Regions from separate parts of the Homo sapiens genome. Here region 1 is linked to region 2. A link is a loop called in an ENCODE intact Hi-C map of the cell type or tissue named here. Cell type or tissue: endothelial cell of umbilical vein. All regions are shown on one strand.

Region 1 (8,000 bases), 270 kb after region 2:
CCTCTGAAACTTCAAGTAAGTAGTAATTTTTTATCTAATTATATTCTTTCTTAATATACCAGAAGCTTGTAAAGAGTAGTATATGCCTACAACTCTCTATTTAAACTACTATCATGCTTGGAGATGTAAGAAAATATATAAACCCTTTTCATGACTAATTATTTTTCCATATCACCCCCAAAATCTTTTTTATTACATGGACCTTAGTGAATCTTTCAACTCATTTTCCTTAGTGCTTATTGGGTAAACATTAATCATTCATCTTGAATCCATAGATCACACCTACATGCTCTAAGCTTAGTGTATGAATCAGTTAAAACAAAAACGTTTTAATGCCACTTGCAGGTGTGCTCTAATATTCTACTCACTGCACAATCCAATTCACAAACCATAAAATTATTTTCAAGTCAGGCTTACCATATTACGTTAAAACATACAATTTTAAGCAATAGCTACCTTTCACAAAACACACCTTTTTTTGTAGCATATCTAGTGTATTCAGCTGAAGAGTTTACTTTCATTTAAATATTAGTTTCAGGAATTAAAATGTAAAGTTTGATTCTTAGGCTAAATCATTCACTTAAAAAGTCAAACAAATGTTCCACTTCTATTGCATGGAAGCAGACACAGACAAACCTCAAAGTTAATATGCCATTTGGGCCAAAAATCTCTAGATAAGGTAAAAATCTCTAGATCTTCTCTATGATAACATATGCCTTTCAAGGGGCAAGGAACAAGTATACTGGTTTGTTTAAACATAAACACAGGCAGAATTAGTATAAACTTTCTGAATTGCAAATGCTAATAAGTAGTTGTATAATGAGAGATCTTTGAGAATTACAGTAACGAAGAGGAGATCTACTTAAGCCATACCAAAATTATTAATATAGAATGCCTCTTTCTTTCCTTGTGAGCATTCAGAAAGTGATCCCTCACCCAAATAGCTTTTGTTCATAGAAACAAAAGTCAGAAAATGTCCTTGGTTTCTCCTCTGTATTCACTGCTGGTAAAAAAAAACAATTACTCTGGGGGCTGAAGAAAAGGGGAGGAATGGACCTCCTGTTTCTGTAAACAGCTCAACACTAACAAAATCTCACATCTTGCTTCTCAATCAATACCAAGCTCAGTGGTTAAAAGAGCTGCATCAAACCTGTGTTTTATCTGGTTAATGATATCAATAAAGGTTATCTCTACAAAGAATGAAAAGGTCACTAATCAAATTGCAGTGACTCCATCACATTAATATTGCTTGGGAATGCGTTTTATTGATTGTTTAGTATTCCTGTGTAGAATCCCCTTCCTTTTAACGCATTGATGATAGCAGGGGAGAACAACAGTAAAATGTTGCCACACGAGAGCCCTCACACTATAGCAGATAGAAAAGCAGATCCCTTCAGCATCTCTCTTTATGATAATAAATTTAAAATTGAGTATGAAGAGGTAAAAATAAAAATTGGAGAAAAGAAAATTTGGCTTAGAGATTTCTTGGTGGTAAAAGGAAACCATCAATAAATTCTTCCAGAAACTCTCATTGTTAGTAAACTCCTTGGTATTCAGCATGACATGTGATGCTAAATTATACATATGTATATTTGAAAATCTACTTTCTTACAGATCTTACATTTTTTGGGAGAGATGGAAAATTAACATTAAAAATAAAGTATGATATGTACATTGATATTAAAAATATAGGATGCTGACTTTTGGATTTTATGTACAATGTTAATGTAAATATCAATTCTGTTTATTGCTGCTTTTGCATTTTGTGAAAGCCTTCATTGTGAAGGACTCTAGTTCTTGTATGCCTGGTAAGAAAGCATACATTTGTGATTGCTTGGATGGTATTTATTAGTACATCATATACTTCTGAAAACTCAAGACTGTTACTCCATCATTATTATTTCAGTAAAGTATTTGAAACATGTTCACTCTTCAAAATAAAGAAATAAATGAATTACTAGTAATATTTTGGGAGAAGTATTTGAAACATTTTCACTCTTCAAAATAAAGAAATAAATGAATAAAGAAACAAACCAAAAAATAAATGAATAAGTAATTCCAGACACCCCCCTTTGCCTCTGAAGGCTTTGGGCTCCTCTACATTCTTACTGGTTGGTAGTTTCATTCTGAACTTCCAATCCAGGCCTCGTCCTCATCTACCCTATCCCTTGCCTCTTGTTGTTGGTAGGTGTTCCCTCCCTATGGGACCTCAGTTATTCCAGTGGCACCAGGGTGGATCTAATGGCTTCCCTGCAAGATGCCAAACTAAGAGGTTTTATTACCTGGAAAATACAAGACACAGCTGTTTATGTAAGCGCCCCAGGCATCCTGGTTAATCATTCTTGCAAATAACATTAAATGGGATACAATTCTGATTGCTGCATTTGGTTTTTTGCCTAATATAAAAAAAATGGCCTAGTCACCTTAGCAGAAAGTCAGTGATTTCTCACAAATGATTGCTATATTTCATGCTTTTTCAGAGTTAAATAACAACACCAAATTATTTCACTTCGAATAGTAGCTTCCTGCAACTATAAAATATAAGAATCAGGCAGTGGATATATATCCAAAATACTAATACAATGTATTGAAGATGCAAAAAATGGTAAAATGGTGCTTTTAAAAATGTTTCATTTTAGATAATAATAGGAAAATCAATAGTCCAAAAGAAGACTTAAGCTATTGTGTCACTAAATTTAAAATGTGTATTTGGAAACGAAATAATAGATTCTTTGTTTTATACCCTGTCATCTTGTTTTTCTTTTGTTAAAAGAAAGAAAATAGCATTTCTAAGCTTGTTGATCTTCACAGTTACGCTAGTTAAACCAACTGTATAGAGTAAATCTCTTTATTTTAGGCACAGGAGAGAATTCTTTACATAAGTGTAATAGGAAATTATTTCCTGTTGGGTCAGCCATTGGAGGAGCTTCTGGCCAGGACTTGGGGTTTGGAGTCAGACGGACCTGGAAGAATCCCAGCTCATTCACTCATGGGCTATGTGACCTTGGGCAAAGTTTTTAAACACTTTGTTTCCCCTCAATTTCCTATTTTTCAAGATAGAGCTATCTTTCTCACACATTTGTTTTAAAGAATGATTCAGCTAAAATACACAAATTGCTAAGCACAGTCACCTTTAAAACAACGCAGTTTTGTTAATAATAATATTTGTTAGCTTATGTTAATTAGGTTTGGTACAGAGTAGGTGGAGAAAATGGGAAGGCTGGCAGCAGGGCATGTGTTTTCCCTCTCCTGGATCTTGCTTCAATCGCTGTCTTTCCTTTCCTTCTCGTTCTCAAAGAAAAAGTATCATATGATTTTCTGTACATGAGCCAAATGCTTACAGAGTCAAATATTAATGTGCAAATGATGTAGCATGCTACAGGTTTTTAAAAATAAAAGTGAATGAAATTTCTTAATGATACTGATGGTTGCTCCGTAATGTAGCTTAGTATTTGGGCACTATTTTAAACAAATCATTCTTTCTTAAATAATGTTCTCTATTCACCCATAACCACATGACACTTCAAATGGAGAACTGAGTTTAAGTAGAATACTGAAGATGTGTCCACTGATGGGATGTATTTATACTTACTGGTGGTGCAATTTTACCATGGCCACTGGCCAACTGGCTGAGTTCTTAAAAAGTCAATATAAAGGCTGCGAGACATAAACAGGAACTTTGGGGAAGAAACAAAATAGGACTGTTGATCATAATACAGCGGTTACTATGGACTCAGTCTTCCTTCTCTCTGCAAGCACCTTAAAACCATTTGTTGGTTCAGTGAAAGCTGTGCTTTTCCCAGGAAAAGAACAGCCAGCATCCAGAAGGTTAAAGCGTTTGTAGTAACCTGAGGTAAAAAGACATCACCTCAGCTGCTGCACCTTGAGATAGCCACTGCTTCTGAAATTCACCTTCATTACATCTCACGGAAAACGTATAACATATATTTTAGGCATCTTTTTGAGTAATCTGAGTCTCCACCCTGTTCTCATACTGCATTCATTCTTCATTTGACCCACACATTGGAATCACATGATTTTCTCTTCCTTAAAATAAAAAAGTCTTCACCAATCTAGTCAGATTTCCAAATGTATTTCTTATTGGTTTCCCTTTAACCACTTTCACTCAGTTTTATCTTTCCCCTTCTCTTGATCGCTACTTCCAGCTTGGAGGAATCAATAGGAGAATTCACTCACATAAACCAAAGGCCAGTAAAGATTCCCATGCATTCCAATGGACTCTTTTAGGTGGATGCCAGTGAATGGTGAGAGATGAGATTGGGAGAGGAGAGCATTCTCAGCTACTGAGTCCACAGTGAAACTAAAGAGAAGCCATCGCAAGGCCTGGAGAACTATCTCTAGAAATATCTTGGCTGCACTGATGAGATTTTGGGCACGTATTTCTTTAACTGTGATAAAACATGAAATAACAAGAGAGAATCAAATTAGGAAGAACTCCAGCTATCTCCAAGGTGTTTGTGATCTGAAGCACTACTGGGGAGGTAATTGTGGCTGATGCACCACCACAAAAGATTGAGAACGTCTCCCTCCTGCAATAATCAGACTAATGTTTTCCTCATTACCATGTCTTCATTTTTCCTGTCGACAGTACAATGGCTGCAGAGGTCTCATTACTGTTTTCCATATTTATGTTTTAAATTATTGATAGGCTGTAGTAGGGCTGATATGTGACTGAAAACCAGCAGTGTCAGGTAGTTAAGAAATATTTTTCAGAGAGCCATTGGAACATAACACATGTGCATCTGTCAAGATTGGAAAGCAGAAAACATACATGAGACACAGTTGGGCTGTTCAATTTGTTAACTACGTGGGGCAAGTCAACTGTCTCCTGAATGCAATATGTAAGAATGGCTAAAGTGATAGGACTTGAACTCTTCCAAGCTCCGGGCCTTTTGGCTCCGGGCCTTCTGTTTTTTGGCTTCGGGCCTTCTGTTCTTCTTGCATCTTGTTATGATAGCAATTATGGTCCAAACAACATCATATGGCAATGATTTAATTGGCTCAAGTACTGCTCCAAAGGTAAGTGTCACAGACTTTTTGGTCCTATTCCCCACTTTTCCTGTTTGGAAGCAGATTACTCAAATAGCAGAAATAAAATGTCATTTCTGTTGCCATATGGGAAACTTAATGCTACAGTTAAAGAAAGACTCATGTAGAAAATTCTGTTTCTTAAACGTGGCATGTAAAATTCCATTGCAGTAAAAAAGAATGGCATTTCATATGGTTGAAACATTTACAAATAAGGAGCAAAAAACCAAAACTCATGACTCGGTCAGTCATAAAACATTTTCAAAACCTTGATATGTAATATTACTATAGATCTCAGGTTAATCAGCACATAGTGAACACTGAATAATATTTTAGCAATATTATAGAATATTAAAATAATGTAATCCTGAACCAGTTAAACTAGACTTCGTTTCAGTTAGGCCAATGTTTAGGTTTTGTTTTTTATTACTTGGGATTAAAATCAGATGTCTCATTGAAATAACTTTGTGTTGTTTAAATTAAAGAATAAATGGAATTAAACATTTTAACATGTCATTTAGTAAATCTGATTTTTTTTCTTCAGAAGAAATAAGGAAAAAAAGTTCATTTGATTTTTACCAAATGAAACCAAAACCCCACAGCTATCTGTAACATTTTGGAACTGTGAGTTAATGAGACACGTTTTCTTCCCATCTTTAAGTCCTCTTGTCTCCATCTCTGAGTTGACTACTGAGCCTTGAAAATGGAGATGAATTGTCTTTGTTCACATCCTAAGTGGTTGCAACATACAAGGTTTTTTGAAGGGAGAAATTTTCCTTCATTCCAAGAATTGATAAAGCCTGCTGAGAGTTTCAAGCTAACAATCAACTTGTTCCCCCTTTAATGTCTGTTTCATGTACCACCCTTCTTTCCATTCCCACTGCCACTGTCCTTTTACACAGCCTAATTTCCCCAGACCTGGACAATTTCGCCTACTTTCTAACACGTCCTTGCCTCCAGTCTCAGCCTCAGTCCTATAGACAGAGAAACTATCCTCAAGTGCAATTCTGATCATGTGACTCGGTGTGGATACCTGCCAAAGTGATTGCTGAGTAAGTTTCAACCCACCCCCCTAGACTCTGCATAAAGTCTTTTATAATCTGAGTTCAATTTCTTTGCCAATATTACAGCCATCAGTCCTCCTTCTCTAATCAAGGTGGTATTGACTAATTATTCTCTTCCTTTTTGCTAGCATATTTTCACAACTTTGCTGGTAAAAATCCTATCTATATTTTGAGGGCTGGTTCAGGTGCCATTTTCTCCATTAAGTCTTTCCTGGTTCTTCTGGCAAAAAGTAATTTCTCCCTTCTTTATGTTCCTCTAACATTTGGTTATACCTTTCTTCTACAGTCATTATTAAATTCTTTCTCCTAAAGTTATTATTGTATGATTTCACTGTTTGTGATTTGAATGCAAGGGGTCCCCAGATGATACATAGGGAAAAACTAAAATTGAGATTAATATTTTTCCAGCAGTATTAGGGATAAAAGCAAGATTCTACAATGTTATTTTGTATTTGTCTTCATTGAACATCTGATAATCAAATTTGGGAATTAAAGTGCAATTTTTTTTCTGTTAATTGTAAGCTGAGTTATACAGTTCATGCTGTCCTGTGAGATACATTCAAAGAAGTAGCGTAACGATAAAAAGGATAATAATATAGTTTTCATATTCAAGCCTCATCAGCAAAACTATAGCAACTTCTGAATGCTAAGCCTCTCTTTTCCTTGGAACGGTCCTGGGGTGATTTACGCATCATTTTCCTTAACAGTTCTTAATATTCTCCTCTTCCAAAGACTTTGATATGTATGCCTTTGATGCTCACTGTGTGGTGCATGAAGATTTGAACCACTCTTCTCTTTTGTCTTCATCTTGTCCTTGCCACCTTCCACAAGGTTGTTCCTCCTTATGATGTCTCGCGAAGTCCTTCCCCTTGTCCATCTTCCCACTTGCCTTCCTCCAACGCACCCATGTGCAATGAGGTGCCAGGATCATCTCTTTTAAAAGCATAAAACTGCAAAACATGATGCTTACAACCTCTTGCCCAAATTTCCTTAGGAGACAATATCAGAAGGTAATGAGAGTGATATTCCTCCCTGCAAACATGCAACCTATAAGGAGCTGGGGGACTTCAGCTCCTCATGAGCTGGAGTTGAGCACCTCCTTACCTGCCATCTATTGTCTACAAGTCACCCCTGCTTACTAGAGAGGTTGCATCACTATCCCTCATTTCTCACTGCTGGTCTTTAGGCCTTCTCTCCTAACATCCACTCACAGGTGGCTTGATTCCTCGCATGGGCATACACGATAGGCTCCCTTTGAGGACCCTCACTCTTGTAGGTACACGGCTATCTTCAGGAAGATAACTGATACGTTCCTTGGCATTGACAGTCTCCTCTCATTATACTAGTAGGTTATATTTGTCTTTTATTTCAGTTTTGGTGAAACACACATACTTACAAGCATAGATCACTGACGCCATTGTATTTTTGACAGAAGTAGTAGGGAATACGCTTTTAAAACCATTAGGCTTTTTTTTCCCCCTTCTTCTTCCAAAGCACATAATATAGCCCAGAAAGTTCCTAAAGAATTGGTTGCATTAGCCAACAGACACGTGAAAAAATGCTCATCATCACTGGCCATCAGAGAAATGTAAATCAAAACCACAATGAGATACCATCTCATACCAGTTAGAATGGCGATCATTAAAAAGTCAGGAAACAACAGGTGCTGGAGAGGATGTGGAGAAATAGGAGCACTTTTACACTGTTGGTGGGACTGTAAACCAGTTCAGACATTGTGGAAGACAGTATGGTGATTCCTCAAGGATCTAGAACTAGAAGTACCATTTGACTCAGCAATCCCATTACTGGGTATATACCCAAAGGACTATAAATCATGCTGCTATAAAGACACATGCACACGTATGTTTATTGCGGCACTATTCGCAA
Region 2 (8,000 bases):
TAAACTTTCTCTATTTGTTTTCATTTTTTCTCTTCTGACCATATATTTTTAAATAACTTGTCTTCAAGGCTACAAATTCTTTCTTCTCCTTCATCAATCCTACTATTGCATTTTTCATTCATTCATTATATTCGGCAATAGGATTTCTCTTTGTCTTTGAAAAATAATTTCAATCTCTCTATTAAATTTGTTTTATTTATTGTTTTCTTGATTTTATGAAATTGTTTCCCTGTAATTTTTTTGAAGTTTGTTGAGCTTCCTTAAAACAATTATTTTGACTTTTTTGTCTCTTAGTTTATATATTTCCACTTCTCTTGACTCAGCCACTGGGAGATTTTTGTATTTTTTTGGTGGTTTATGTCACCTCAGCTTTTCATGTTTCTTATTTCCTTACACTGATGTCTGTGCATCTGAAGAAGTAAGGGCTTATTCCAGTCTTTGCAGACTGGCTTTGTCTGGGAAAACTCTTTATCAGTCAGCCTTTCCATAGAACCTGTGCATGCCATTTGGTGTCGTCTAAGGGTAGGCCTGCTGTTGGAGTCCTCAGGTAGGTTGGCTGGGCTTGGTGTCTGGGTGCCTGGGTCAGCAGGTGGGTGGGTCTATAGGGTTGGGCCTAAGTCTAGATCCACAAGTGTGGACCTATTGATTGAGTCCCCATGGATAGGCCTGAAACCTGGGTACACAAGGGCAGACCTGACGCCTATGTCTGCAAATATTTGCCTACATCTGTAGAGGCTGGCCTTATCCTTGGGTCCACAGGGGGCTACTTGGCTCTGGGATTGGCTTTGAGTCTGAGTCTGCAGGAAATAGTCAGTTACTGGGATGGATCTGATGTCCAGGATTATAGGGGACAGCCCAGTGCTGGAGAAGTTCCAGAGGCTGGGCTGCTAAGGTAGACCTGGCAGTAGAGTGGCCCAGAGACCAAGTCTGCTGTATAGACCTTGAGTCTAAGGCTATAAGCCCCTGATCAGTGCTGGGAAAGGTGTGGAAGCTCAGTCCACAAGTACTAGCCTGGTGTCTAGGGCTGTGAGGGTCTCTTTGGTGCTGGGTTTTTCTGTGGCAGGCCCAGTGTTGGGGTCTAAGGCAAAGTCTGATGCTCACTTCCTTCTCCTACCATCATGTGGAGGGTATCTGTCTCCATGCTGTGCTGTCTGGTAATTGGGGGAAAAGTGAAGCAGGTAATGTGAAACTGTCCTTCCTCTCTCTCCAGTGCATCTTTTCTTGTTTCCGTGCTATACCCAGGTGCTGAAATCTCTCACCTGGTTTCCTTCACTTTTGTGAAGGTATTTTTGTGTGCGGATAGTTGTTCAAATTGATGTTTCTGTGAGAGAGGGAGCACTGGAGAGCCTTATTTTATCATCTTGCTGACATCTCCTCAAATCATACTTTTAAAAGGCATTTATTTAATCTGTAGTAGTATATTATTTAATTTCTGTTTGAGAACACAGACATAGTTCCTGAAACTTGCTGAAGCAATTTTTAATAATCAACGGATAGTACATCACAAAATGCCATATATCTACATTCAGAAGGCAATGAAGTTTTTGGTAATTGGAAACCAGGTCATTGCTTAATGCATAGTAAGGTCACATTACTGAGAAATCATAGGAATTAATTATATCTAATCAATTCTTTTGATAATTGTGCATATTGCAATAATATTTTCATTATTTTGGCGATTGTTGGTAAGACTATTTGTGAAACAAATACTGAGCTCCATTTTGGGGTAATGAACTGCTGTTGGTGCCACAGAGAATATAAGGCTTTAGAGAAAAATTGGACATGCTAAACTGTGCCATTAGCCAAATAAAACAATAAAAGTGCATATCATTTTGTGCTTCATCAGAGTCATTTTACCAAAATTTTTATTTTCTAATTAATTGGTGAAAATTTAACAAGTCCTAGTCATCAAATTAAGAAAAAAAAAATTAGAAAACTCTATGTGTAGAGATTCAAGGAAATATAAAATCAAAATGTTGTATATTTCCTTAATGGATTTCCTGTTCTATCTAATTTTGTACTAAGATATACCCTTCTTGCTTAAAGCGTTTTAATAAAGCATGCATCTTTTGACAATCATCTAACTGCCAAGCTTAATAAGAAAAAACAAAGCATATTTCAGTAAGATATAATATCATTTACTTTGATCCAGATGTTGAATTAATAATGAGTGCACACACTGAGATACAGTGCTATTTAAAGCTTTTGTTGACATTTTAAACAAGGCAGCAGAACACAGGGAGATCCTTAATTAGGACAAAGCAGACAAACACCAACAACTTGATGGACTGTCATATGGTTCAGAGCATAAGTGTTAGGGAAAAATGTCAGTTCAGGGCTCAAAGAAGAATCAAAGGAACAACTTTGTACAACTTAGATTTCTCATATCTGGTTTTTATCTCTTTAGAGATTCATGTGTTTAGAGGTCTTTGATGTCCATGATACTTTGACAAAAAAGTGTTTAAGAATGTAAGTGTTGACTGCTTGTATGATAGTTGCCAGCTCTAGCTGTAAGTGTAGACTGACAGAAAATTGGAACAGAAATCAGTGTGTGGCAGGCACAAATTTGTCTTTAATGAATATCTTTTACAGGTGTCAAATTATCCAGTTTAATGTTTCTTCAACCATAAGAATTCCATTATTCTGTCTTTTCCCATAAGAGACCATAAATGTATTCATCTGTCACTAATTAACTCTGTGATTGTGGGCAAATCACTTATGCTTTCTCAGTTTCTATATTCTCATTTGAAAATTGAATAAGGGTGGCATTAGATAATCTCTGAACTTTCTTTTACCACTAATATCCTATAATGCTGTTGAAAAAGATACTTCCCATGTATCTTTGAAAATTATCTCAAAGATTCAGTAAAAAATAAATTCACACATTTTACTCAATGAATATTACTTATATATATGGGATAAAATGAATGAAGTCACAAGAAAGGGCAACTTTTTTTTTTTTTTAGACGGAGTCTCGCTCAGTCACCCAGGCTGGAATGCAGTGGTGTGATCTTGGCTCACTGCAAGCTCCACCTCCCAAGTTTATGCCATTCTCCTGCCTCAGCCTCCCGAGTAGCTGGGAACACAGGCACCTGCCACAATGCCCGGCTAATTTTTTATACTTTTAGTAGAGATGGGGTTTCACTGTGTTAGCCAGGATGGTCTCGATCTCCTGACCTCGTGATCTGCCCACCTCGGCCTCCCAAAGGCCTGGGATTACAGGCAGAAAGAGCAACTTTTACCTTCGAAAGCTCAATTAGGAATTGAACAGGTACTTGTTAAAGAGATCGCTTTAGTAGAAAGTCATGGCCAACAGCAAGAACTCCATAGAATGCCCACAGAATCCATATTTTTCAACTATAGATTTATTATGCAGAATTCTACTCTTGTCTGTACTGTCTGCCAACAGCCATATTTTATAGCTGAATTTTACGTTTCTAAAAATAGAGAAAATGGAAGGAAATGCTGACGTGCTGTCTCAGAGAAGGAAAAGGTACAGCTGCAATTGTTGAAACCTCAGTGGTAGAAAAACATTGCAATTCAGTTGTTTTCTTTGTCCTCAAATTACTGTATACCTTAGATCTCTAACATGCCATGTCACAACATTGCTATGTAGAGTGTCCACATATTTATTCTCCAAACCACAACACTTAAAGGAGCGAAGGGCGTAAGTGCTACTAATAATTACAAGGACAATAAGCATAAAATGGAACTATTTTGTACAAACTGGGAAATATGGTCACCCTATTGGCTTATGTTTCTATTTCTTGTTTTACAAAGATGTTCACTTTAAATATTGTTTTATTAGTCTTTATTTTAGATTCAACAGTATTGACACTTGCTCTGGATTACTCTTTAAATTGGGTTTTAATAAAAGTTTCATCATTAATTAGCTATATGACTTCATGATATATTTTTTAAAATTTCCTTGAATCTTAGTTTCCTGACTGTGAGGATTATTAAGGTCTATATAAAGACAGCTTAACATATGGTGGTTTCTCAGAAAAAAAGTGACTTCCTTTAACTAGATAGAGAACAGTGTTTTTTTTTTTATCAAGTTCTCAGAGACTTGAGAGAGTAGATCTGAGATCATTATAGTTTTTCTAGTGTCACAATTGTTCTATGGTTTCTTTCCTTTTAATTATATTGGTGTTGAGGATCTTTTTCTACATTTTATTCAATTGTTTAGGTGATGTCTCATATTAACGTCCTCCACCGAAGATCTATCTGGATCTTTCTGGGGGTGATAGCAATTTAAAGTTTGGAAAGCTTTCAAAGGGTTCAGAGGCATGCTTTCTATCATGCCTTTCTGGTGCCCTGCGAGTCAAAATCCTCATGTGCTTCATTTGCAAGAAATGGCCAATTACTAGCTTTTTGTGAAATTCTACTTGCTTGACTTCTATAACATTGCAATATTCTCATTTTTCATGTATTTCTTTAGCTATTCTCTTTTGCCTTAGTGAACTTACCTTCCTCTGTCCAATCTTTAAATTTTAATTTGGCCATTTACTCTCTATACCCACATATCTTCCCTGGGTGACCTCATCCACTGTCATAGTTTCAACAAACATCACTTGCTGTTAGTCTCAAATCTATACACATCTCTAGCCAACAGCATTCCTCTGAACTTCAGATTATATACTTAACTTTCAAATCATCATCTCTTCTCACATAACACTTAGGCTCACCTCTACCAATCTCATTTCCCCTTTTCCATTCTCTATTTCTTTAGATGGCTTCACCAACACGATCATCTTCCCAGGTACTCAGCTTAGAAATTGGGGACTCATATTCTTCTCTCCCATCACATATGTTCAATCAAAAACCAACTTCTACCAAGTTTATTTATTAACATTTATTAATTATTCCTGAATCTGTGTCTTTCGTTCACCCTCATCTTTTTTTTTTTTTAACCGCAGTCAGAACTTTCAATATTTTTTTATAGATCGTGCAATGGCTCCCTACCTCTTCTCTCTGCTTACAGTTACATCTTTCTTCAATCCAGCTGTAAATTTCACTGTTCCGTTCTCTTACATTCCTCAGTGGTTTCTCTTCTTCTTTCTTCCGTATCATGATACCCTGGATCATTTTTTTTTTTTTTTTTTTTTTTTTGAGACAGAGTCTCACTCTATCACCCAGGCTGGAGTGCAGTGGCACAATCTGGGCTCACTGCAACCTCCACCTCCCGGGTTCAAGCGATTCTCCTGCCTCAGCCTCCCGAGTAGCTGGGATTACAGGTGCCTGCCACCATGCCCGGCTAATTTTTGTATTTTTAGTAGAGGTGGGGTTTCACCATGTTGGCCAGGCTGGTCTTGAACTCCTGACTTCAAATAATCCACCCACCTCGGCCTCCCAGAGTTCTGGGATTACAGGCATGAGCCACAGCGCCTGGCCCCCTGGATCATCCTTGATCCACCCTTTGTCTGACCCTTCTGCTTCTCTAAGTACAGCTCTTATATCTTGTCACTTCTGACGACATGTTTTATTTTACTGTGACAAAATTCCTTCTTGTTTTCTTGGCATGCATGTACACACAGAGAAACACATGCACCACCACTACCACTACCACCACCACCACCACCACCCCTATTCTGTTTTCTACATACTGTAACTTGGCTTATAATGTGCTCTTGGCATGGAGTCACTTTTTTCCTCCTTCTTTTATCTTGACAACCTCCCACACATCTTTCGCTCACTGAATAAGCATCACTTTACTCCAGGAAATCAAATCTAGGCTTTGTTAGGACTTCTCCACCCTGTTCCCTTAGACCATATACAGGTTTCTATCATTTATCATGTTGTATACTAATGATCTGTTTTGCATCAGTCTTACCCCAGTAAATTGTGAACTCCTTGTGGTCAGCAGTCACCTTATTCAATTTTGAAATCTCAGTTTTTTATATAGTCTGCCATGTGTTAGGTGCCCAAGACCTTTACTGAATGAATACATTTAATAAAGAAATAAATAAATTCTAGTATTTATTAATTCACAGTGACCATGTACTTGTTTGTGTTTTTTTCCTCATTTAATTGAAACAATTTGGACATGTTTCATCAGTATAAAATTCATATAATTGACCACCAATATAAATTCATATGAAATTAACCATCAATAAAAATGTGTCTAATCCATTTTAAGTTATTGTTTATGCAATCCATATAAATTTGTGTTTGAATTTCTGCAATAATTTCAACCAAGGAAGTTCAAATCTTCCAAAATAATATGAAAGAAGTTTACAGTCTTTTGAAAAAATATTCAAAGGGTGAAAGTCACAGGCCCTGATAACTGTTCATATACTATCTTTAATGTCCTCTTATCCTTCATTTCTCACATCTCAATTACTCTTATCTGCTAAACTCTCCTAAAATACTCTCTCAACAGACACCTCTGGGGCATTTTTCTTTATCCCCACTCCTCATTTATTTTTTATTTAGATTGTCACTTAGCAAAAGAATAATTCCTATTAAATAAGATAGGGAAAGAGCACAAGCGAGTGCTCAAATACCAACTTCTCCTTAGCGGAAGGAGGCAGGGAATGTTTTGAACTATCTCATCCTGATGATTGCTGCCCAGCACTTATACGTGTGTGTTGTAACATTGCTCTCTCTGGATTATTGGTCAATTATTCTTTTATATTGTCACATAGAAGACATCTGTATGTGAATGTGCCCTTTCACTGGAGGTGACATTCGCATTTCCTCTTCAAAAAACAAACAATCAAAAATCTGAATATGTAGTAAATTTGCAGAGGCCGTCGAACAAATACTATAAATCAAGTGGTTTAAAGCAGCCCTCTTGGTTTGTTGAAAGGAAAAATCTTGAACTCAGCACTTTGCATTCTCTCTTGTAGTTTGTTTGTGATTAGTGTCTATGTACTTTGTGCTTTATATATCAGCAACAGCTGTACACTGAGGCTCCTAGGGAAACCTCCTGAAAATAGCTTTGTTGCAAAAAGAAAATGGCATTTATGAACTTTGGCAGGAACTGTACTCTTGAGCCATGTTCAATTTTAAAACTTGAATGGAAAAATCCACTGCATGGAGAAGCCAGCCAGGCAGGATCATGAGCTGGATCTATTGTTAGAAGAAGAAGGAGGTGCCAACAGCTCAGAGGGCTCTGGGGGCTCTGAGAGCTTATGTACACTGTGTCCTGCAGGGGTCCTGGACAAGGTCGCTTGGATAGCGGCCTAACCACAGCATTATACATGCTCAGGAAGAGGCAAAGCCGGAAATTTACCACTTGGCAAAGCGTCTTTACAAAACCAGAGTTTGGCTTTGTGGTAGCTTCCTTAGGTAATGGTTTCACAATTTTTCAAAAATAACTTCATTTTACTCATTCACTCACTAAGTCAGAATGTTTCTATTATTTGAGAGTCCTTTATAGAGGTGGAAGGTTCTACCTCAGTCAGGTCCTGAGAGCAGTGCCTGACTATCCCAGTCCTGTCACCTTATATACGTTCAATGTGTTGTGTTCTTACTATTGTCTGGGGTGGTGTGAGAGTCTCATTTTGCTTAGTTGTCAGTGCTGACGGCTGCTGAGAGCTGCTCAGCCAGCCACATCTGAATTGCAGTAGGTGAGGTTTACAGCCTTCTGCCCCAGTATCAGTCAAACGTGCTAAAAGAATGTCTGGCTCCGTGAGTAGTTATTTCTCAATACTTCAGTATTATGCTAAGTTACTTCACCACAGCCAGGCAAAGTCTTCTATTTTCATAGCCAGATACTTTGCAGGATGTGAGGCCCCAGCATGCCAGGGCTAGGATGAATATTTGTGTCTGTCATGATTCAAGCTACCACAGATTCTGCATGAATTAGAGAAGGGTCACTTTAGCCCGAGGGTGCTGTTCATGAGCCAAAAAGCTCTCACAGAAGCCAGAAGCTGTCTCTGAAAATCTTGTCCAGAGCTTTCCTTACTATAATAGCCATTTTTGAAAGGTCTGTGTCCTAAAGGGGTTGCATCACTCTTATTGAGTGACTCTTTTAGTTTTTCACAAAAACTATT

Evidence for each region. Peaks named below come from ENCODE experiments on the same cell type or tissue, not always from the same donor. Only the 100,000 strongest peaks of a DNase experiment are listed, where the experiment ranks them.
Region 1: a loop joins it to region 2, with 7 times the contacts of the local background. A loop is called at or near these places in 34 of 110 quality-filtered maps.

Annotation. Positions count from the first base shown.
Region 1 is chr4:85,757,652-85,765,651 of GRCh38, reverse strand. The region is part of intron 3 of ARHGAP24 (Rho GTPase activating protein 24); the gene reads right to left. Among named protein-coding and RNA genes, the nearest start is that of MIR4451, 39 kb to the right of the region's middle. In endothelial cell of umbilical vein, no CTCF peak of the experiment used is centred here; DNase peaks (open chromatin) are centred at 2,261, 3,001, 3,691 and 4,951; H3K27ac peaks cover 4,379 bases.
Region 2 is chr4:86,032,483-86,040,482 of GRCh38, reverse strand. All of the region lies in intron 11 of MAPK10 (mitogen-activated protein kinase 10), which reads left to right. Among named protein-coding and RNA genes, the nearest start is that of MAPK10-AS1, 83 kb to the left of the region's middle. In endothelial cell of umbilical vein, a CTCF peak has its summit at 7,136; DNase peaks (open chromatin) are centred at 3,522 and 7,152; H3K27ac peaks cover 3,538 bases.